Linked DNA regions of Homo sapiens: region 2 is linked to region 1. Evidence: chromatin loops called from intact Hi-C (ENCODE). Cell type or tissue: breast epithelium. All regions are shown on one strand. Each heading gives the region's core, and the rest is flanking DNA. Links, peaks and the distances in the headings are about the cores only. Region 1 overlaps CDYL2 (chromodomain Y like 2). Region 2 overlaps CDYL2 (chromodomain Y like 2).

What was found. A loop is a pair of places that touch in the nucleus more often than their neighbours do. Peaks named below come from ENCODE experiments on the same cell type or tissue, not always from the same donor. Only the 100,000 strongest peaks of a DNase experiment are listed, where the experiment ranks them.
Region 2: a loop joins it to region 1, with 16 times the contacts of the local background. A loop is called at or near these places in 3 of 110 quality-filtered maps.

The regions. Positions count from the first base shown.
Region 1 is chr16:80,657,313-80,669,954 of GRCh38, forward strand. The region is part of intron 2 of CDYL2 (chromodomain Y like 2); the gene reads right to left. Among named protein-coding and RNA genes, the nearest start is that of LINC01227, 91 kb to the left of the region's middle. RefSeq lists an enhancer at 9,103-10,063. In breast epithelium, for the core only: no CTCF peak of the experiment used is centred there; no DNase peak of the experiment used is centred there.
Region 2 is chr16:80,710,498-80,723,139 of GRCh38, forward strand. All of the region lies in intron 1 of CDYL2 (chromodomain Y like 2), which reads right to left. Among named protein-coding and RNA genes, the nearest start is that of CDYL2, 88 kb to the right of the region's middle. In breast epithelium, for the core only: no CTCF peak of the experiment used is centred there; a DNase peak (open chromatin) is centred at 8,134; H3K27ac peaks cover 717 bases.

The DNA of each region.
Region 1 (12,642 bases), core at 6,140-8,639:
GACAGTGAATAGCATAAAGAACTAATTAAACAGCAAATGACAAACTGGGAAAAACAGTTGTGTATCACAGATAAAAGGCTAATATCCCCAATTGTAAAGAACTTTTAAACACTGAAGATAAGAAGACCAAAAATTCCTTCAGGAAAAAATGAACAAAAGACAGAACAAACAATCCACAGCATTACACAAAAATGGCCCTTAAATAGAAGAAATGGCTCCAAATCCACCCAAAAGAATAGTGCACATTAAAACTCATAACAAAGAAAATTAAAACTACACTGAAATACCATTTCTCATGCATCTTATGCTTGGCAAAAATTCAAGACCTTGACAATATACTCTGCAACAGAGAATGTGGGGAGTCAGGCATTATCTTCATTGTGGGGGAGATACAGAAAGGTACAAGTGTGATGGGAAGAAATTTGGCAGTATCTGACAACACTGTTTATGCACTTACTCTCACGAAACCCAGCAATCCCACTTCTAGAAATTTAACAGGAAAACTGTACTTCCAATGGTACAAATATATATATGCATAAAATTATTGTAGCTTTATCTATAACTGCAAAATACTGGAAACTACCTAAATGTGCAAGCATAGACTGGTGAAATAAACTACGATGCACCCACACAATAGAATACTATGTCGCTCTAAAAAAGAAAGAGCTATCTCTATGAATATGGAGTGGTTTACACAGTATACATTCCAATAAAGAGAAGAAAGGTGGAAAAGTACTTTACCTTTAAATGTAAAAAAAAAAGATGGGAAAATAACATAAATTTGCTTTTTTTTCCAAAAAAAAAAAAATCACAAGAAGAATAAACCAGAAAACAATGAAATTGATTATCACAAGTGGTTGGCAGGGAAAATTGAGTAAAAGGGATGGGGAAGAGGTGACCCTTCTTTGAGGATATCTTTTTGTTTTAATTTTTGGAAGTATGTTAAAACATGTTAAGATATAAAATAAAAGCAATAAAGATGGGGGGTGGAAATAAACTAAATGAAAAGAGAAAGAAATAAACCTAATCGTCTTTCAAAGGAATAACATAACCACATCAAAAGGGGAGAGGGGAAGAACAAATACAAATAACTTTTGGATATAATATTATGAATATACAACAGATAAATCTTGAACTCTTCTTAGTGGGTTTGCTTTTCACTGTGGTAAGAATGGAGCAATTCTAAGATTATTTTATGAGTAGTTCAGGATTGAGAAAATGAGTAAATATATGATATTGTGGAGAAATAGGATTCTCTCTGTGGAAGAAGACATACAAATATGGGATGCAGAGAGGCAAGGAAGAATCCAGTGAGGTTAAAATGGATCATAGGTATTGGTAAGAATTCATGATTTTAAAAATTATACATATTTCCTAGCTCTGTCAGCTGAAAAGGCTTAGAAGAAATGAAACCCAAATAGCAATGAGCTATGTAGATCCCACATGTTGGTTTCTAAATAACAATCCCACTAAAATAAACAAGGGCTCCTAGAGAAATGGCTGCTTCCAGGGCTTGGGCAGGTAAGGTATACTTTGGGCTAGAAAATCTTATTGTACCTAAAAATAGGAAGTGATCAAAAGAATAGCCAGGCATTGCAAAAGGGCATATAAGGCAGCTTGAAGGGGCTCCCACTGGCCAAATCTTGGATGTTTTCAATAGTAAAATAAATAATGGCAGTAATAGATTATAAACTGTCACATAAAGTAAGAATCCTTGAATTTGTACTCACGATAGAGGTGATGGATGGATGGATGGATGGATGGATGGATGGATGGATGGATGGATGGACAGACGGATGGATGGATGAACAGACAGATGAGATGGATAAGAAGGAAGAGCATCATATCAGCTAGTTCAGTGCATAAGCTAAATCTAACCTTGAAGAAACATTAGATAAACTCAGTAAAATAACTAGCTTGTATTCTTCAAAAATGTCAGCGTCATTAAAAACAATGGCAGACTGAAGAACTGTTCCAGATTAAAGGAGACTACACAGACATGGCAACTAAAGGCATCATGGAATTCTAGACTGTATTCTATATTGGAAGAAATAAATATCTAAAAGACATTATTGCGGTAATAGCAAAAAAACTGAATGTGGGCTAAAATAAAAGTATTGCATCAACGCAAAATTTCTTGAATTTCTTAACTACATTGTGTTTACTTAAAAGAATATCCTTTTATAAAATATCCACACTAGATATTAAGGGGTAAGGAGGCATAATGTATAGTCTACACTCAGATGGTACAGAAAAAGAACAATTTGTATATAGTTTATATAATGTGTATATATTATAAATATGTGTGTCTATATACATATACATATACAGACACACACAGAAAGAGAGAAAAAAGTTAAAAAAACTGGTTAATCAGAAAATGGGTCCTTCATAGTTTTCTGTAAGTTTGAAATTATTTCAAAATAAAAAGTTAAATATATTTTAAACATAAATATCCTGCAGATAAGAATCAAAGTTCTATATAAGGGATAACTCTAAGAAAAGAATAGCTGAACTTTTTGTAGAACTCAAAAAGAAAAAGTTCTCAGTTTGAAAGAGCACTCTAAGTACCAAGCAGGACACACAGACAAATAATATTAATGATAAACTGTAGAATTCCATGGGTAAAGAGTTCTTAAAAAAAAGCATAGACAGAAAAATCATATTGTCAAAAAGGAATGGCAGACTGAAAACAGCAATAACAGAGGCTTGAAAAAATGAGCTACTATTCATCAAAATGCTGAGACAAAATAACTGTCAACCAATTTTATACCCAGCTAAAGCAGCATTTAAAGGACCACATAAATGGACATTTTCAGGTGTTCTAACACCAAGAAAATTTATCTACCACAGACTCTAAAAAAATTAAGAGAAACTTAGCAAATCAAAAATTTAATTCAGAGGAAGACACGGGTAAAAAAATAGATTTTTAAAATTTTAGTAAATGTAATTACTGGCTGTGAAAATAATAATCAATGGTGTTTAATAATGTTGGGTGTATAAAATAATAGTAAGATGTGGAAGAGACATGTTCAATGACAACTGAAAGCCAAGCAGAAGGAAGCATCTTGCCAAATTCAGTAAGAGGACATCATATTTGTTAGAAAAAGATCATACTTTAGTATGTGTGCTGAAGTTTAAAAATACAATCTACAGCTAGCTTCTGAGTCAGCCCAAGGAGAAGGAATGTATAAAATGTATCAATCCAGTGAAAAGCATTAAAAGGTCAGAAAATAGGAATGAGAGAGGGAACAGAGAACAAGAATGGGTAAAAATAAAATGCTACCTAAAATAGGAGAAATAATCCAAATATCTCAATAATTACATTATTCTGTGAACATATTAAACTCATATTAAAAGACAGAGATAATCACACTGGATAAAATAATAAAGATGTGTGTAAGATTTCCTGAGGAGAAACTCTGAGACAGAAAGAGGGATCTCAACTCAGCAAAGAGGGGAAGAAAAACTGCCCAATCAATAGAGAAATGCCAGAAGGATCCCAGGGGAATCAAGAAATGGTGCACAGTGGTCTACATGCAGCAACAAAAGGTGTCAGGGAATTCACTGCAGTGTGCAAGACACAGAAGGAAAGATAGAAACTTGTCATTAAAGATACAGGGGCAGCTGCCCCTGAGCTAGGGGTAAGCTGTCTGAGAGGGCAGGAAGTGGAGGGCTGGGGTTGGGGTGAGGCCACAGAGCCTGAGACAGACAAGGACAGACCGTAGGGCACTTCTACCATGCAAATAAGTTTTCAGAAAACACAGCCACTCCTGGCAGGGCACAGGAACCATGTCCAAGTTCTCCACCAAGAACATTTCAAACCCCAGGTACAGAACACCACCACATTCCCTTCAGGCCTGGAGGAAGGGAGGAAAAGTTTAGACAGATCGCTGAAGGATGCTATCCCCAATTGAGGGATACATTATCCATTCTGGTTCCTCACTTAACACAGCCATCCTCAGAAACCAGGGTGGCTCCTTGATTATTATGGGCAGCTGGAGTAGAAGTGATCTACACCTGCCCCCACAACAGTGTGAAATGGAGACTCCAAGTGTCACTTTGGCATATTCCCCAGAGTCCTTTCTCTCAACTATGCAATACTCACAAGTTGCTGAGTGCCTACTATGGGATTCACACAGGTTGTCTCATTCCATCCTCATCACGACCCTGTAGGACACTGTTTACATCCCCATTTTAAGGATGAGAAAACCAAAACCCAAGGCCATGCCACTGGGAAGTGCCAGCATGAGGGTCAAACTCCAGCATCTTGACCAAGCTTGATGCTGGATTCGAGCATCAAGACACTGAAACTAGCCCTGGTCTCAGGCCCTCTTCATGGTGTTGGCTCTGATGGATGTTCTGCTTTTGTTTTCCAGAGCCTAGTCTTTGCTGAACAAAGGAGGAAAGAAAATGTGGATGCCACATCTGATTCCTGTGTCATGTGATGCTTTACCAAGCAGAGCTCATTTCACTATGTTATCATCATCCATACACCTGCTTGAAGACCCTACCAGACTGTGGCCTCTTGAGGGATAAGCCTGAGATGTATTCACCTGTGTGTCTGCAACACAGAGCGCAGTGCCTAGAGGACACCGCATGCTTAACCCAGTGTTCATCCAATGACTGCATGAGCAAACAATCAGGTGGGGGAACTCACTCCAGCAATCACAACATACCCCACGCCAAATTCTTAATAATGTTCCTAGTATGTTCCTAGTGGTGCATTCCGTATTCACCTCACTCACAGATCATGAAGTCTCCATGTGTCAAACATGCTTGCAAAGCTTTGTATTGGCCTCATACGTGAAAACACTTGTTTTCTGCAATCCAGTTGATCTCACACCTAGATGACTAACTCGTATTTATATCACATCTGGCGCTCTGAGTGAGATCCCACCTCTCAAAGACACCCAAGGAGAGAACACAGCGTGAGTGCTATGAATTTTCCTTCCATTGCAAACAAAATAGTAACACCTTGTGTGGCTTGAGACATCAGAACACAGAAGGAAGTTAGTGAGACCAGAGTCATTCTCCCTCCTGGAGAAAGCACCCTTCCTCCCTTCCCCACTTGCTAAAAGTCCCCTACTTTTTGATGGAGCTCCAGGGATATCTCTTCTGCACATTCTTCCAGAGCAGTGCATCTCTCTTCTGGTTGTTTGTACACCCTTCTTTTACTCTCCTTATTATCCTCTCCCATGTTCATTCAGTACATACTTAGTGAGTGTTCACCAGATGCTTAGCACCTGGGGTATACGGATGGGCAGAACCAGACATGGATCTGCCTTCAAAGAGCTTACAGTCTGATTCAGAACTTCCTGCAATGATGAAAATGTTCAATATCTGCATTGTCTAATACAGTAGGTGGAATCCACATATGGCTATTGAAATTTTAATTTTTTAATTTTAACTAATTGAAATATAACTCTAACCACCTGTGGCTGATGGCTACCGTACTGGACAGTGAAGGGAATCACACTGTAGGAAAATCATCATGGATACCTTCCACATCTTGACAAGGATTTTCTCAAATGTCTGGCTCCCTCCTCACCACCAGATGGATTCTTAAAGGCAAGGGCTGTTTTAGTTATTCATATACCTTCAGAACCAGCGGAGGCCCAGCACAAAGAACGACACAAGTCATTCTTTGTTGAATAAATGAATGAGTGAATAAATGAATAAACACTAGACTTACAATGGAGGACCTACAGAAGTTCTTACCTCTTGATCAAAAGACATAGGGGAAAAAAGCAAGAGGCTGGAAGATAGGATAAAAAAATTGTGGTGTTGGGGGTCTCCTTCTAGCCCCCTAAAAGACACAGGTGCAAAGCACTTTCCTTCCAGTCCATTCTCCCCAGTGTTCCAATCACTCTTATCATCTTGGGGAGCAGATACAATTAACAGAGAGAACAGACCAACCCAGGGGGAGTTCAGCTTGAGCACTTCCGGTCATCAATCATGTCAGGAGGTGAGGTGGAGGGGAGAGTTAAATAAAAGAGAAGACTCATCAGTTCTACAGTTGAGTGGAACCAAAAGCCCCTAGTCCCATGTACAGAATCCTTGCTCTCAGGACCTGAATGCAATAGCAGGGCTCAAATTCACAGGTGCATTCAAGAAAAAAAAAAATCTTAGCCACAGTTAACTGTCATCTGGCATGTTAAAATTATGCCAGATAAAATCCATACACTTCGAATTTTAAGAAAGTTTAGGTTCTCAGATTATCTAATCACTACATCCAACACCTCTAAGTAATCTTATGATGTTCACTGTCAGATGTCTAAATTTTTTTTTTCTTTTGAGACAGAGTTTCATTCTTCTTGCCCAGGCTGGAGTGCAGTGGCATGATCTTGGCTCACTGCAACCTCCGCATCCTGGGTTCAAGTGATTCTCCTGCCTCAGCTTCCCAAGTAGCTAGAATTACAGGCACCCACCACCACACCCAGCTAATTTTTGTATTTCTAGTAGAGACAGGGTTTCACCATGTTGCCCAGACTGGTCTCGAATTCCTGAGCTCAGGCAATCCACCACCTTGGCCTCCCAAAGTGCTGGGATTAGAGGTGTGAGCCACTATGCCCCGCCTAAATGTTTAAAGCATTCAGCAGTGTAAAGCATGAATTCAAAATACAAAACTAACCTGATTAAAAGGAACTTTTTCTACAAATCAAATCATGTCTCCTGCATTAAAACCCTCCAAGGCCATGCTAACTCCAAAAGCTCTATTATGCCAGGATCCTGGTATGTGGCAAAATATTCTGTAGGGTATCAAAGTATAAAGTGATTTCCTTTAAAATTCATTTTTATCACCTTTTCTTGCAACTCCCCTGCTCAAAAGTTCACATGCCTCCATCGTCTGGCCTCATCCTGTTTTCTGGCCTTAACTCCCACTCTTGCCCCATAAACACCTTAACTTCCAGGACTGTCTGAGGTTCTCCGAAACTGAGTTTTCCACCCTCTGAGCCATTACTTCCTCTGTTCCCTTGGCCAGGAATGTCATTTCCGTCCACCTTCACACATCTAATCCTCCGGGGCCACTTGAAATGCTTCTCTTCCAGACAGCTGTCTCTTCCTCCCCAAGCGCCGGGAACAGCCCATCCCCAGGGCTCCGGTGTCCTGGGCCTTCCTGAGTTCGCATGCTCAGCTTTGCAGCAGGTCACTGGGGACCAGCTGATCCCTTAATCAGCTTAATAAGCTTTGAGTTCTTTGGAAGACACGGCTGGTCATCTCTACAGCCTTCGTCCCCACCACATAGTGAGGGGAAAGCAAATGCCTCTTTAAGTGAACTGTAGGGGAGAAAATGATCTCAAAACGCTAAAAATTTTTTAAAGTTTTCCAAATACAATGTAGCTCTCTTCTGGCCTCCCAGATAGCCCTGTCCCTCAAGAAGCAGAAAAGGAGAATTTAGGAATCTAGGTCTCAAGCCAGGACAACTAGATCTGAATCCTGGAACAGCCACCTACTGACTAATAGACTGTAGGCAAGCTATTTCACCTGCATATACCTCAGTTTCCATATCCGTGAAATGGGAAGGGTAATGACCCTCCCTGCTAGGATTAACTGAGGAACTGCCAGTGCTAGCAAGAGGGTTTGGCTTAGCAAGGGCTCAGTAAATGCTGGCTATTTTGACATGGTATGGAGATTGTCAATGTATTTGTCATTTCCCCATTTGTTTGTTTTCTTCCCTAAACTCTGTCTTGCCTTACTCATCATACCCCCAGAACGAGGCATGCTGAGACCTGCTTCTAGGTATACAATACTAGCTCACAGCAGTCATTTAATAAATATTTCATGAAGAAATCATAAATGGCATTTATTAATGATGCTTGAAATAGATGTTACATATTTTCTACAAATCTTCTTAATTAAAATATAGTTCTCACTGTCTAGAACACTCTCCCCTCTCCTCTTTGCCTGATCAAGCTCCATGCATCCTTCAGGTGGAAGCTGCGTCTATAATCTCCTTGCTTCGGTGGTATCCACGTTCATGTAGGGCACTGCCGTACCTGCTCACAGTTCACTGGAATATTTGGCTCTTTCCTCAGTTCTTCCCACAGGAATATGAGTTGGGCTGTATCCTCAGCACTCAATGCCATGCCTGGCACACACGAGGGCTCAACAGATCTTGTGACCAGTTGTTTCTCATTCACTGCCACCAAGTATTAGGTTGGTGAAAAAGTAATTGAGGTTTTTGCCATTAAAAAAAAAAAAAAAAAAAAATAGCAAAAACCGCAATTACTTTTGCACCAACCTAATAATATGAGGAGTTACTGGTGGAAGCCAGGCCAGAGATGGAGATGTCTTGCTAAACCTCCAGGAACTCAGGACAGACCCTCTTTCTGCAAGGGTGGTGAAGTGGGAGGGAATCGGGAAAGGAGATGAAGATGGGAGAAGCTTCCAGAGGTCCACAGTGGAACAGAAGAAGAAAGAACAAACTCGGAGGCAGAACCTCCTACTCAGTGGCACTGTCACCAAGATGGCAGGTGAAAAACTCAAGACTCTAACTTCCATGGAAAAGTCACAAAAGTAACAGAGTCCACTGTCCTGCAACCCATTCTTTGTGATGTGGCAACAGGCACCCAGGGGCTGTCCCTCTTGATTTCGCCTTGCTGGCTTATGCAACAGAATAAAACCTAATATCCTAGGATCAATGAAAAAACGACAGGGCAGGCTGAGGGTGGGGTAGAAAAGCACATTCTTGAGCAAAGCAGGAAGCTCCACCTGAAGCGGAGTCTGACAAAGGAGAAGAGAAATGAAGACTCATGAGGCGCCAGGACCCACTGCTTCATCCTTTCTGGCAGGCTTGCTATTCCCGGACTACAGAGGTGAAAAGTGAGGCTCAAAAGCTGGTAAGACCTGCCTGGAGATGCTAAGAGGCAATGTTTGTATTTGAACACACGGAGCCTCTTTCTACCTGCCTGCTCTTATCAGTTTCTTCGCCTCTATGCTACCTGCAAAATGAGAGCAATTTTAAAGGTGAAATCTTACAATACTTCCTGTAACTGGGACGTCTATTAAGAAGTCCACCAATTTCATGTCCTATGTTACCATCAAGGCAGGTCATAAATTACATGATTTGGGCATTCGCTCTCTCATAGCAAAGAACTGCGCAAAATACAGAGGCTGCAGCCCAAATGAGATGCACCCTGCTGAAAAGAACTCACAATGCCCTTCATGGGGGAGGGAGCCTGGCGCTTTATTAAGAGTCTACTGTGGCTTCGTGAATATAAAGGGAAGAGGAACACAGCAAGCAGGGCCATCGTGGCAGATGGCGACAACAATCACCAGATGAGCCAATGGGAAGGGAATCCTGTCGTTGCTGTGAAGAGCCCTGACAAAATACGGGCTTTCCAGGACATGTTACCATGAGCAGAGGCTGTGAAGCCAACACCCAGGACAACTCAAGGAGAGAAGGAAAGACTGGGCCAGGGGATGGGCAGCTTTGACAGATGTCAGAAGGGTTTGCAGTGGGTGGACCTGGCCTCAGGACCCCCATCTTAAAGCAGAACCGGCTCCTTAAGTCCTCTCTTTCATCTATTCATTCACTCACTCATTCATTTCTTAAGCACCTGCTAAGTGCCCAGCATTGTTAGGTGTTGGTGATACAGCTGTGAACAAAAATGGAGACCATCCCTCCCCTGTGGAGCTTCTGATCGAGTGAAAGAGGCAGAGATTACCCGAATAATCAGTGTGACCACTACAAACCGAGGTCAGTGCTGTCAACCAAGAAACACCATTCCATGTGTGCAAATAAAAACGGAAACTGAGCTATGCTGGCAGTCAGCAAAGGTTTCCATGGGGGAATTGCTGCTTGAGCCAGACCTGCAGGATGAGCAGAGGTTACTACTCACGTGAGGGCTCACAGCGGGAGGCATTCAGACAGAGGGAGTCACACATGCAGAACACAGACAGATGGGGTGGGCTTCCATCTATCTGGTTCTTAAGACAAGCCTGACTACCCGAGGAATTCCCTGGAGCTCAGCCTCCCGTGCAGGCTGCTCTAGAATTGGCTGGACTGCTGTATTCTTTGTGATGTGTCAACAGGCACCCAGAGGCTGTCCCTCAGCTCTATGCCCTTGTACATGCTGTCATCACCTCCTGACATCCCTGCCTTTTTCCTCAGTCATTTCGGCTCATTTTATCAGATTCCACTTATGCATCACCTCCTCCAAGAAGCCCTCAGTAATTCCTTCCCCTAAGCTGGCTTCGGTGCCCTTACCTATGGCCCCACAATATCTTCTGCATGTCTCCATCACAGCATGAGGTATTGCAGTTATTTGTCTAAACAGTTCCTGGTATATGGCAGTCATTTTATGAGTACTGGTTAGCATACATAGGAAAGGATTCATATATGTGTACTGTATGTAAAGTGATTTTAAAAACAAGTGGGGAAATATAAAGACCCAGTTGGAAAAAGGGGGAAAAAATTGAAATAACGGCTAATATTTATCAAATGTCTACCACAAGCCAGCGAATATGTTAAGGGCTTCCTATAAACGAATTCATTTATTCTTTACCCCCAACCCGTGAGGTATGAATATCTGCATCTTATAAATTAAGAATCTGGCCCACAGAGGCTGGGTCATTTGTTCCAGGCAACATGGCTGAATGCCCCTGACTCGCCACCACTGTTTCCACAGCAGGATGGCACCCGGGCAATGCCCAGGGAGAGACACAAGTGGAAGGAACATGAGAAGATGCTCACCCACATTTAGAAACTAAAATTAAAACAACAGGGCCTGGAAAAGCATTACAAAGACTGGCCCTAGCCAGGTTTGGCAGGAGCAGGTCCCTTTGTAGGCAGCCCAGATGGCCATCACAGAGGAACAGTTAAGTCCCTGCACACCGTAAATCCCAAGCAGCCAAAAACAGGGAGGCCGTTCCACACGTCCTGACTCAGAAAGAGTTCCAAGACAGGCTTTAAGTCAAAAAAGAAATTGCAGGACAAGGTGTTCTCACCACCTTCAATCTTTACTCGGATGTCAACTTGGTGAGGCCTTGGCTAACAGATAAATAATGGATAAATGAATAGACAGACAGATGACAGACAGATATATACATATCTATACCTACATACATGGAGAGAGAAAGAAATGGGATAATTCCTGTTCATCACTCAACAAACAAATATTTAAGTAAATATGTAATATAATCACATATATAATATATGGTATGTAATAAAGTACATAGATTTAATATATATAAATACATATACATATATATAAACTTAGAGAATAGTCCCAAAAGATCCATAAGGAAACATTAACAGAAGTCACCTCTAAATAGGATTTGGGAAGGGAGAATATGGAGACTTTAATTTCTAAAATGCTTATATTTTCCCCAGCATTTCGGGAGGCCAAAGCAGGAAATTCACTTGAGGTCAGGAGTTTGAGACCAGCCTGGCCAACATGGCAAAACCCTGTCTCTACTAAAAATACAAAAATTAGCCAGGCACGGGGGTGGGCACCTGTAATCTCAGCTACTCAGGAGGCTGAGGCAGGACAACCACTTGAACCCATGAAGCAGAGGCTGCAGTGAGCCGAGATCACCCCACTGCACTCCAACCTGGGCGACAGAGTCAGACACCATCTCAAATAATAATAATAATTTAAAAATAAAATTAAAATTAAATGCTTATATTTTCCATACTGTTTGAATTTTTTACAACTCACCTATTTGTAACTTTAGAAAACAAAAAGAGAAGAGAGGAGAAGAGAGGAGAGGAAAAAGTAAAGAAAAAAAGAAGAACATTTTAGGGACCTAGATATACCACACTGACAAATTTGTCTCCTCTTTCTTGAAACCACTCTAAAATGGCAGTAAAAGATTTTTTTTTAAGTATTAACACAAGCAAAAGTAAAGGAGAAGAGTCAATAGTGGGTGCCACATTTCTGCACACTGGAAGGTAATGGGAAGACGACAGGCCAAGGTGACCGGCCTGGCCGAGCAGAGGAAGCATCCAGCAAAGTGCCAAGAAGGGGAAGCAGATACGACGATATATTGACCCCCAAGGCCCCACAGCCCAGGACTCAGAGGCCCCACGGACCATGGAAAGTGGCTCTGCCCTCACTGTAAGACTCAGGACAATGGTCCTCAGAACCAAGTCGGAAGTGGCCCTTTAGATGTCCCCCCTCCACCTCACTGCCGTCTTGTGGGGACAAGGAGCCGCGTCAAGCAGATGGTGGGAGATGGTGGCACAGATCTGGGGCAGCAGGGAACAGACAGGTGTAAGCGTGGAGCCATGAAAGCCAATCAGAGGTCAGTACCTGGATCTCCCTCAGCCGGGGGATGCCAGAATTGGGAGCTAGGACATCGAGAGAGGCCAAGCAGGAGGGTCGGTGGGCAAGACAGCTAACTCTTATCCTCTGGCTGGCTTTGTGGCCTCAGGCAGGTGCCCCCACTGAAAGCAGAGCCTGTGTTCTCCCTCCCTGCATGGTCGCTGCAAAAGCTCCCTGAGCACCTGTCGGAACTTGGACAAGGAGCCTCCAAAAATGAGCTGAGTATTTCTGCACACATGGGCTGTGGTGACACATGGCTCAGCCATGAGGAGAGTGAGTGCACACCATGAGGGTCTTGACTGCAGAGCGGCCACGACCCTGCCCAGCCAGACACATGCTCTGAGGAGCTGACTCGGTCCTGTGAGGCCAC
Region 2 (12,642 bases), core at 6,808-9,307, 54 kb after region 1:
GTGTGTTTGTGTGCATGTGTGCAAAGCCAGCAAACATTTTAACTGAAAAGACTATGTAACCAAGTAGTAAATAACTACAGTATATTGTTCAGTGAATAGAAAATAAAAATGTGTGTAAACAGGTTAACTGTATGAAAACAAGGACACAGAGGACAATAATGATTTTAGTTGTATTGTCACGATAGGATTGAAGGTGATCTATTGTACATCTTGAAAAAATCCCTTAATGTTATAATACTGCTTACACACACACACACACATACACACAGAGAACTGTGTTTAAATTTTTTTAAAAGCTAAGTCACCAAGAAGTGTTTTGAATATGCTAATTTTCGGTTTTGTTAAAAATCAGAAATAGTTCTTCACTGCATATCATATACCCAGCACAGTATTTATTTCGAGATGTGAAGGAAGTAATTTGAAATTTTAGTTTCATGAATACATATTTTTGTAACAGTACAAATCTGAATCCTGAACTACAGCTGGTAATCTTCAGTTTGTCACTAAAACTAATTTGCAGCCCTGCTGCTTGCTGTAAATATGGAAACAATAGTCCCTTTGCAACTCACAAACATGCAGGGCAAAACATACCAATGGAAAGTAAAGGTTGTGCTACGCGACTGGCAAACTGGACAGTGCTTGCACGCAGGCTGTGTTATTGGGTGAAAACCAGGTGGGAGGATTTGTTTCAAGCGGCGCTGTTACCAGGAAGACAACTTTCTGGACAAAGCAGATGGCCAACAAGAAGTGGGGCATTTTCACGTTAACAAAATCAACCGCCCAATAGATTCTGTGAACAATATAAAGTACGTATCTTGAACCATTTGTGTCAGAAGCTCCAAGTCAGCCCAATCTCCCAGGCAGGGAAGCAGACGTTGACAGCTTGTGGAGGGCTGCATGCACACCTGGGAGGGGGCAAAGGTGGGGACTGCTTTGAGTGCTTAACAGAGCGTCCTGTTTTTATTAACACTTGAAGTTAATAAAAGAGTTGACATTTCCCATACGCAAAAGCTTTCTCCTCCTCTGAACACGCAGGATGCAAAGTGGAAGAGAGCTCAAGGTTTGGATCCTGACAGCTCTGATTTTTAATTTGAGCTACATGCTGTGTGACCCACAGCAAATTCCTCTACCTCTCTGAGCCTTCCTTTCATCTTCAGAAATGTAGGGATAACAGTCTGTCTCCAATGGTTGTTCTAAGTATTAAATGTTTGAAAAGGCAACACACCTGGCCCTAAGAGGCGCTTAATAAATACTCAGTAAATCTGAAGCATAGTGTTTCAAGGGACACTCCTGCCACCTGTACTCCCAATCCTGGGCCCTTGTCTGATGTACCTAGCAAGAGCATAATGCCCTGGCTGACCACACTCAGTATGGCACTGCGGAATAGAGACGTCAACGGGACCCTGAATTATCCATTATCCAACCGACAGGGGAGAAGGACACCCATATATATGTGTGTGTATATATATGTGTATACACATATATATATGTATGTATATATATGTGTGTATATATGTGTGTATATATATGTGTGTATATATATGTGTGTATATAGATGTGTGTGTATAGATGTGTGTATATAGATGTGTGTGTATATATATGTGTATATATGTGTATATATGTGTATATATATGTGTGTACATATATGTGTATATACATGTGTGTATATATATGTGTCTTTGTGTCTGTGTGTGTATATATATATATATATATATATATCTCCAAACCACTGCTCACTGTGATTTAACTGAATGCAATTAAATTTGCGTATGTTTTAAAATAATGTCCAGAGAGTCCCTGAAACGTAGCCACTGGATCACCTGGAGACCATGCATAAGACCCCCAGTGCAAACTATCCCTGCCTGGTGTCCTTTGTGTACCCTTACAAGTCTCTCCTGGTCTATTCGTCAATGTCACAACATTGCTGGTCCCTGGCTGCTCTCCATGTCGGCTGCGCCTCACATCTCCCTGTTTCCTCACCACCACAGCAAGAAACTGAACCCTCTCAGATGTGAATGAGGCAAAAATGAGCCCAAACCCAGCAGCAGGATGGGGCAGGGGCGTCTCCTTCCACCGTGTGGGAGAAGTGGGTGGCTGGAGGCAGAAAGAAGGTGGACTCCATAGGTCTCTGCGAGGTGCTTGGAAAGGAAAACCAAACCACAATGGCCCCCAAAAGGTGCCTATGGGTAACACAGCCCTAAGCTACAGTGTACAGCTCTGGGATGAATGGGAAATGCATGGCTTAAAGACAATGCAGTCAACAAAAAGGACTGTGTCCCAATGCCATCAGACATAAGATATCTGCTTCCTTTCATCTGATGTATGTAAGATGCATGACCGGCTCTGAATTTTATATCCCCTGGGTGTTGCAAGCTTAGTAAAGCCCAGCCCAAAGGGGTACCAGCTTCCTTGATAGCAAATGTGGACTTCCTGCTAGTACCCAACAGAAGGGACAAGAGGAAGGAGGAGAGGCACACAGATGTCCGAAGTCAAATGCACTCCAGGTCCAGGTTGTGGCTTCGCTCATTGTTTTCAGCTGCAGACAAGAGGTGTTCCAAGGTCCTCAGCAGCCCTGCTTACTTATACAAGAATATCCCTTCAGAGACTGCGTTCCTTGACGGTATGGCCCATGATCTGCTGCAGTCTATGGCTTTTTCTACCTCTCCTCCTGCTCATAATGCCCTGTGCAATGTCTGCTACACTGCAGGCATTTAATAAGCGCTAGGTGGCTGGAAAGATAAATGCACGGATAAATATGTAGCTGGATGAAGTTACAAAACAAGCTGTGAGAGGCTCTGAGAACAGTGCATTGTGGGAGAAGTCTGCAATCATTCAAGAGACTCAATCAGATTGTCACATGCCATTTGTAGACACACCTCCAGAAGACTGGTAGCATTTTTTAGTTAAATCAAATGGCCTTTCAGATGCACTGTCACCACAGCCATAGGTTACTGTTCAGGATGTTCCATTGGGATATTAAAGCTTAGCCCAGAGCACCAAAGGTCCCTCTGAACCATTGATGAGCTCTAATCAAAGATTCCTCGGTGGGGGATGACCGGCCTCAACACAATCTTCTCTACCATCCTATGGCTGGGTGTGGGTATTTTGCACAGATGAACACATTAAGATCTCCTGTCTTCTAATAATGTGACCTTGCTCCGCTTCCCATCAACTGGTAGGGTCTATGCCCCCTCCCCTTGAACTGGGTGTACATTTGAGACTGTCGTGGCCATAGGGAAGTGACCCTATGTGACTTCTATGGCTATATCATAAAAGTGACATTCATTTCCACTCTGCTCTCCTGGGATGCCCATTCTTGGAACTCAGGAGCCATGCTGTGAGGAAGCCCAAGCAAGCCCTCACGGAGAGACTACATGCAGGTGTGCCAACCGACAACATAGCTCAGGCCCCAGTCAAGAGCCAGGATCAAACAGCAGATGTCAGAATGAATGTGCTTCCAGACGGGTCAGCTGCCAGCCTTCAGGTCTTCCCAGCAGAGGTGCCGAACATTGTGGAGGAAAGACAAGCCATTCCCACGTTGCCTATCTAAATTCCTGACCCTCAAAACCTGTGAGCATTAAAAATTTTTTAACACTACTAATTTATAGGTGGTTTGGAATATTTATATATTCAAATGTAAACTGGAATACTGGAACTTAAGCACTGTCCCAGTCTCACGACCCAGACCCCTTAGCTTGACCCTTGACACTAAGCTTCCATCCTGGTATCCCCTAAACTGCAAGCTGGGGGATACCTGTACCATCAGATACTTTTTAGGTTCTTACTACCTAACACCAATAAATCAAGAAAAAAAAAGCTGCAAGAGAAGATTTTGAATGTTCCCCACACGAAGAAATGATAAATGTTTGAGGTAAGGACATGCTAATTAACCTTATTTGATTGCTATACATTGTATACACATATAGAAATATCACTGTGTATCCCATAAATATGTACAATTACTATATGTCAACTAAAAATAAACGGGAAAAATAAAAAAATTTAAAATAAATCAAGAGGCTGCTGCCCACCTGGCTGGTTACTCACTATTTATATATCTGTTGTTGTGTCTCCTGCAAGACGTAAGACTTCCTAAATTTGCCACAAGTTATGGTCACCTCAATAAAGCCAATGACCCTATCCCCGACCCTAACTTTCTCTGCTCCTACCCCATAAAATCCCAGCATACCTTACATCAATGCCATCCTGGAACCCTGACAAGAAATATCTCTGCATTCTACGCTCAATCCAACTAGCTCCAAGGCTCCTGAGGGTTGCTCAGTGACAGGATAAATTACCCAAAAATAAACTACCAACGTGTTTCACCAAAAGCTCCATTTTTGGAGATCAAATGAAAGGTGAGCATTTACAAAGCTCCTTTAGTGGCCAGGCAGATTTCTCGAGCAGGATTAAAAGGTGTTTCCATCTGTCCCCCCAAGTAGGATGTAGTCAAAGCCTCAGACCATGACCAGAGCTGTGGAGTCACTAAGGATCAGAGACAGAATCCCCAGAGAGAAACATCAACAGACACTGACAGGGTAACTAAGCTCATGCAAGTGAGCGGACATGCCTTACTCATCTGGAGGAGCAACTGGAGATGAGATCAAAGTAAGTGTAACTGCAGTACGGTACACAAGCAGAACTTCGACCCAAGCCATGGATCTAACAATGGCCATGTGGGTCAGGTCAGCAAAGAGGAAGAAATGTTGTGTCTGGCTCAGGCACTGACGTGGGCTCCACAGCACATGATACAGTTCTGTGTCCTTGGCACTGGCCTGAGGATACAGGAATCCTTGTGGGACCCGGAGTCATGATCCCACCATAGTCAACAATGATTGAGGGCTCTGGAAGACCATAACCACCAACAATACCCCAACTAATCCAGTTATCCAAGGCGAGGAGCCATTCTGACAACCAGAGGGCCCTCATCCTTACCTCCACTTCCAAGATTTGCAATTTTACCTCCTGAATGTCTTTGCAAGACATTTACAGACACTCATGGTTCTCCAGTGGCACTGCCCTGCTGTGGGACACCAGCTCTCATAGCAGCCTCCAAAGGAAAATCTCTGCACCCCTCCGGCCTCCCTTTCCTCCACTCTCACATTGCCTCCAGAGGAATTTTTTTTTTCATAATGAAAATCTGATTGTGTCCCCAACTCCCTCTCCCTGTTTAAAACCCTCCATTGCTCAAATGAGAACATGTAAAACCCTTAAAATGGTGTATAAGCCCTGCACAGTTTGGTATCTACCTGCACTTCCTGCCCCTTCACCTTCCATCTCCTCCTCACTCTCTGCCCTGCAGCCACTCTATGGAATCATCCATGGCCCCAAACCTCACCTCAGTGCCTGGCCCTTGTGCCCTGGAAAGTCCTTTCATTCCCCATCCCTCTTCCTCTAACTCCTACCCACCCCTAGATGGAAGAAGAAGTAGATTCTAAGCCAGACTTCCTAAGCCCAAAACCCAGCTCTGTCGCCGACCTGTGGTTACGCCCTTGGGCAGAGAGCTAAATCTCTTTATGCCTCAGTTCCTCATGGGGATGATAATCATTCCTCCTTCATGGGATCATTATAAGGATGAAAAGTCAGTCCATGCAAATCAGGTAAAAATAATTGTAACAAGGCCTGGTACATAAAAGGAATTCAGTGACTGTTCACTCCTCATTCTTATCTCAGCTCAAATATCACTTCATCAAAGAGAAGCCTCCTCTGTGGCTCCCCACACTAAGATTCCTCATATATGCTATTTCCTTCCAAGTACTTACATCATAATTATACATCCTTTATAGGACTACTTGATTAATGTGTATCACAAGAGCAGGATACATGTCTGGTTTTGCTCACACTATATGCCAAGACTTACCACAGCTCCTGACATACTGGATGGCTGGGTAGATGAATGAGTGGGTGGGTGGATGGATAGATGGGTGGATGGGTAGGTCGATGGATGGATGCATGGATGGATGAATGGACGGATAGCTGGATGAACAATGGGTGGGTGGATGGAGGGATGGATGGATGATAAATGGATGACTGGATGAATAGATGACTAAATGGATGATAATGGATAGATGACTGAATGAATGGACAGACAGATGGATCAATGGATAGATGATGAATGGCTAGATGGGTGGATGGATGGATGGATGATACATGGATGACTGGATGAATAGATGATTGGATGGATAACAGAGGGGTAATTGAATGAATGGATAGATATAGTGATGGATGGATAATGGATGGATCGATGGATGGATGATAGATGGATGACTGGATGACCAGATGACTGGATGGATGATAATGGAGGGGTGACTGAATGAATGGCTGAATAGATGGATGAATGGATAGATGATGTATGTAATGTATGTATGGATGGATGGATGACTGGATGGATGGATGGATGGATGGATGATTGAATGGACAGATGGATAGACAGATGAATGGATAGATAATGGATGGATGGGCAGATGGATGAGTGGATAGATGATTAGATGAATGGATGATTCAATTGATGGATGGATGGATGGATGGATGGATGGATGGATGCACGGATGGATGGATAGATGGATGATTAAATGGATAAATGGATGGGTGAATGATTGGGTTGACAAATGGATGGAGGGATGAATGAATGGATGGGTGGACTGGATCGATAGATGGATGGATGGATGGATGGATGGATGGATGGATGGATGGAGACAGCCCTGCTGACACACAGTGTGGTGACTAGCCATTCTTACTATTCAACTTTAGGCCCAGCAGCTTCACCTTCAGGAGCTACCCAGAGTCCTAGACTGCCTTGTATGTCCTCTATGACGATCTTGAATTATCACCAGTTCTCTTTCCTACATCATTATTATTCTTACAAAAAGATAGCAACATGGCTACAGGGGGCTGGATATCCTGGTGGCAATAAAGTAAGAAACTTCAAAGACAACATACTGAACACAGCCACTGCCACCAGGGAAGGTGGATGGAGACAGAGGTAACCTGAGCTGGGGCAAATGACAGCCCCCAGTCCTCTTCCAAAGATTTCACTAGGGTGAAGACTGCTTTACCTCTTTAGGAACCATGAAGAGAAAACCCCTGAGAGAAACTGGAGACTGAACCAGACACCTTCTCCAGTCTCCTCCACGATCTGGGAGGCAACAAGTATTCATGAGATCTGCTAGGGGCATGGAGCAGTGAAGTGGACAGACAAGGCCCCTGTCCTTGGGAAGTTGGCCAGGATATGTAAAAGGCAGACAGGAAATAAATAATTAAAATAAATGATTAACTAATTGCATGTGTGCAAAGCAAATACTGAAGCCAGGAGGACTCCCCATCATATGCTAGAAATTCCCTGGCATGCAAAATGTGACAAAGTTCCTAGAACAGTTATCCCACATGGTTCGTGGAAGCAAAAGTAGGGCACACTGAGCAGGCATGTCTGTTTCTAATAAGTTTCTCCACTTGCAAGGTCAAGGATGCTGTGAGGCACATTCAGTGTGCATCTGCTGTCTCACGCTGGGTGCTTTCTCAAGCAGTTACCAATCATCCTGACAAACCCAGGAGGGGCTATTATCTCTACTTTACAGATGTAGCAACTGAGGTTCAGAAGGGTTAAATCAGAGTCCAAAGGCCACATGACCAAGGCAAGAACAAAACCTAAGACTGTCTCCAAAGCCCGTGCTCTTTCTGCTATACCAGGCTGCATAGGGAGTGAGAAGTGAGTTTTGTTTTGTCTTCACACAAAATTGAAGGACCAATTTGAAGTAAAATATTAATCTAAAATCTTCATTGTCAAAATCATCTTAAAATAAAATTCATTACTTGTTTAAAGATGGATGGCAAACTCACATAATAGTTAAAACTGAACTATTACCTTATGTGCACAATCCCATTTAATCCTCACATCAACCCACTGAAGGGGAGGTTAGGACTATCATACCTAATTTACAGGTGTGGAAACTGAGGCTGTGAGAATTAAAGTGCTCACCCTAAGAGCCAAAAGTTGAACCCAAGCCTGCCCACTCTGATGCCTAAGATCTGCATCACCTGGCTATATTAAAACAGAGCTGATTTACTGCTCCGTGACAAGGCAAGCTGGATGGCAGCCAGGCTCAGGAGCTAGAATTGGCCACTATGGAAAAAGAATGCAGCTGAAGGAGCTGGAAGTCCAGTCTGGCAAGTGTAACCTGACACTCAAGGCCACAGCAGTAGATGGTAGGTGGTGTCCCAACAGACACGTGGATAGTGGGATGGAGAACCCAGAACAATGGGCCAGAGGGCAGCATCCGGAAATCCTGCCCAGCAGCCACACCGCTGTTGGAGACAGAATCCCAGTCCCTAAAAGAGGTACTGACAAGAGCAGGGGAGCGCCTGGGGTCTAGAGACACAGGGAGGCCACTAAGGAGGGAAGGACTTAGAGCCAGGGAACAATGTAGGGATCCAGAGAGCAGAACCAGGAAACCAGATAGAATTGTTCTTGGCAGTAAATCCAAAGTTGTCAGAACTAGGGCATGAATACTGGGCTTGACGACTTAACGCTCCCAGAGAATTGGGCAGCAGCTCCTGAGATTCCCCAGGGACTCCTTGGAAGCGAACATTACTCATTCATTCCTTCAGCAAGTACTGAACACCTGTTACGTGCCTGGCCAATGCAAAGCCCTAGAGATAGAGTGCTGAGCAAGAAAGACACAGTCACTGACCCCCGTGAATGCAAAGGCAATGTTTCTCAAACTGGAGTCTGAGGATCCCCAGAGGTACCTGTAAAACTGAAGATTCCCAGGCCCCGGAAGAGGCTGGGAGCAGGAATCTGTGTGGGCCTTGAGCAAGTCTTCTAACTGCTCAGTGCCTCCGTTTCTCCATTTGTAAATGGGACTAGGAACACGAATGACCCACAAGTTGCTGTATTAAGTGAGTGCACTCAGCACAGGGTAGGGGCTTGACACAAGCCAGGATCATCATGATCTTCATCATTTTAATTTTCTACATCATCATGGAGGAATAGGGGTTCATTTTAACAAGACCCCTCGTCATTTGTGTGCACTAAATTTTGAGAATCACTAGATAATTTTCAGCTCTGCAGGCAGTTCCTGCTTCCATCACATGGGGCCTAGCCAACAACTTAGAATTGAGACAAACAAGTATCTGTACCTTGGGTTGCCCAGGAGAAAACAAGGCCACCCAGACCCCAATTCTGAACCCCTATGTCTTGTCCTCTCTACTGTGAACCCAGACACAGTGGCAGGAAACAAGGAGGCTGTCGCCACCAAGCTTCACACTATGTAGTCATGAAGACAGGAAGTGCCTTGTTCACAGCCCGTGTCTGTCCACACAGGGATGATGACAACAGAATCAGCCCAAGAGGGTACCAAAGACATTGTTGGGACCTGCCTTGGCTACCTGCTGTCCAACCCTGGCCCTCCCCTGGCATAGAGAGGCCAAAGGCCCTCCTCTGTACCCAAACCCTGATCATCTGGGAAGGGATTCAAATCTATCATTGATATTCCCTGTGGCTGGCTCATTTCCCAACAGTGTCCCCTCTCCCATGCCTTGACACTGTAAAGCCACCAGCCTTTAGTGGTCGAGCAAATAATATTTAGGCAGAAATGGGCAGGTAGAGAATGAAACTGGGAACATAAGAATTTGAGCCATCTCTCGGGCCCTGAAACTACACAATATCCACACAGATCCAGGAGGGGAACACTTGCTCAGAGGGCCCTTCTTCCAGTTCCCCTCATGACTCCCCTCTCTGTGGACATGCCTGGATTCCGTGCTGAATCCTGGAAAGCACCTATAGTCATCGGCACTCTAAATGCCAGAACATCAAGGAAGCAAAGAGACAAAAACTAGGCACTGGGTTTTGCCCCGCAGATTTGATGTCAATCCCTGCCATGACTGTGAACAGTCACCATGTAGTATCCAATGACCAGGTAGAGCAAAAACAACCTATTCTCACAAATGCCTCTGACAAACCTTGTCATCAGTGTCATTTGACTCCAACAGGAAATACTCTAGAAAGGAGGGTATGCTCGTCTACAGAGCAAGGACACTGTTCTCTGCTGACAACTCTTTAAAAGTTGAGGGTATTTTGCTCAGGAGTATCCATCCCCATTAATCCCTTCAACGTGGCTTCTGAAACAAGATGTTGCTGCTGGGAAAACATGCTCCTGGCATTTCTTCCTGGGATTCAGGGTGCATTTTCCTCTTGGACCAATGTATAAATGAGTGTAGGCAGCAGCTGATAATGCCACTTATTATTACTTTCATTCAGCAGCATTAGTGAGTGAAGATTTCAGTAGGCTGGCCTGGGAATCCTGCTACCACTTGTAATGTTGTTTCTGGTTTAAAAATATACCCTGAGAGCCGTCCGCTTCAGAAATTGAGCATGTGTGGTTGCTGAAAGGCTTTCTTTAGAGTCACAAGTGGGGTAACTTATCTTAAATAAGGGAATAGACTAAAATAACCAGAAAGAACCCATATCATTTCATTATAAGGAAGTGGCTACAGAGAGAAAATAATGAGCTCATCCTGGAGAGACCCTAAGTGCAGTAAACACATTTCCGCCAAGACCCCAGGAAAATGTCAGCTCCTCCCCAGCAGTTAGGGGCTTCCTTCTCAGTGCCCCCACTTCTTGACCAAAACAAGAAGTACAAAAATCCCAGTGCTACTAAGAACAACCAATGACAGAATAAGAGTGCTAAGAAACTAATCACTGTCATGTGCTAGCTGTTTGCTGTCTGCACATGTTAGATATTTTACTTGCAGTAATTTATTTAATCCTCCCAACAGTCCTCTGAGGTGGTGACTCATTCCCATTTGATACCTAAGAAAACCGAGGCTCAGAAAAATTAAAGGGTTTGCCTGAAGTCATGTAGCAAACACACGCTGGGGCCTGGATTCAAAATCATCCCTGATTCACAAGCTTCTTTTCCAAGGCATGAGCAGGTTTGGGCAGCAAAATAGTATCAGATGGGGAAGTCCTTCCATCAGTGACTATTTGGGAGAGTGGCGATCATGACTCTCCAAACTGCTTCTTGAGCTCTGGGTTCTGCCTTGTCTGCAGGAGCCCAGTCATCCTTTGCAAAGCCAAGCTGCTGGTGACCACTTTCTTCTAAGCAGGTTTATATCTAGCACGTGATCCACCATATTCCACTGATTCTAAAATATGCACAGTTTCCCATTTTATCATCTCTGTAATCAGGATTGAAATCAAGCATGCCTAACAATGGCCCAGCTAGACCACCCTTCAGCTTCTCCAGGACTGAAGCTGAGCAGTGACCACAGGGAAGACAGAAGATACAGCTGCTCTGTCCCCTCCCCGGTGACCATCCCCATCCTTCTCCTGGTGCCATGCAGTCCCCACAGTTCCTTTGCCCTGTCCACCTCTCCCCAAACTCACTGAACCTGCTGGGCTGCAAATTCAGGGACTGTATTCCAGGCACAGCGACGAAGAGGTCCTAGCCACTACCCAGTTCTGGTGTCTGTTAGCTGTTACAAAATTCTCAGGAGACCCTTCTTTGAGGAAGAAGTGGTTATGGACCCCTCAGGAGCTGAGAGAATGTCTAAAAGGGCTCTATAAACAAATTAAAATAAAAATTCCCAGTGATAAGGAAGCATTGAGTCATATAATAGAGGTGTTTCTTTTAAAAGTACAATGATTCTTAATATTGGCTGCAAAATAGAATCACCCAAAGAGGTTTTTAAATACTGATTTAAAAAAAAGAAGAAAATGAATAAAATGAATAAATAAGTGAATGAAAAAACCAATGTCCACCCCCCAGATTACTGATGTTATTGATCTGGAGCAGGGCTGGGCACCAAGACATGTGAAAGCTCACTAGGTGATTCTATTATTCAGAGGTACATAAAATAACAGAGCATCTTATAATCTGTAGTGTCTTAGAGTCAATGAAAGCAAACACACTGCTGAGTCCTGAGAATTTACCCAGGAACTCACCCTGATCTCCCAAACACTTCCCAGCTCCTCTGGATGAGACACCTTATCGAGCCAACAACGGCAAAGTCATCAACAACGGAATGGGCACACAAGCTGCATGTATATTGTATCTGTAATTGTCAGAACATAACTAAGCCTAGTTTTCTTAGGCCTATTTTACAGATTAGAAAACTGAGGATCCAAAAAGTCAAAGTTGCCCAAGGTTACAGAGGAAGAAACTGACAGACATCCGAAAACCAGGCCCTTTTCAAAACACCACACTGACTCTCCAAGATACTGTGCTCCTTCTTTGTACAGGGCTAGGAGCTGGAATTCAAGGATGGATTAACCACAGTCCATGCACTCTTCAATTTTATAATCCATGCCAGGAGACAGACTACGGCCCTACTCATGAGCATACCTGGTGCCCTAAGCTTCCAACATACAAAGGGTTGAGTTCACAGGAGGGAAAATTATTCTTGGCTGGAGGATTCAGTCCCCATAGAAGAGAAGACTCGGGAGTTGGCCCTTAGAGGGCAAGGAGGATTTCCACAAGCAGAGCAGAAGGAGAAGACATAGAGGGGCCATGGGGCCATAACCCTTTTCTGCTGCAGGGTGAAGCCTCTGAACTGCCACACTCGGCAGGGCGCTTTCTACAGTCCCTGTGGACTATGTACCCACCACAGGCACCTCCCTGGGCTACCCATTTGCTTCCAAGTGCA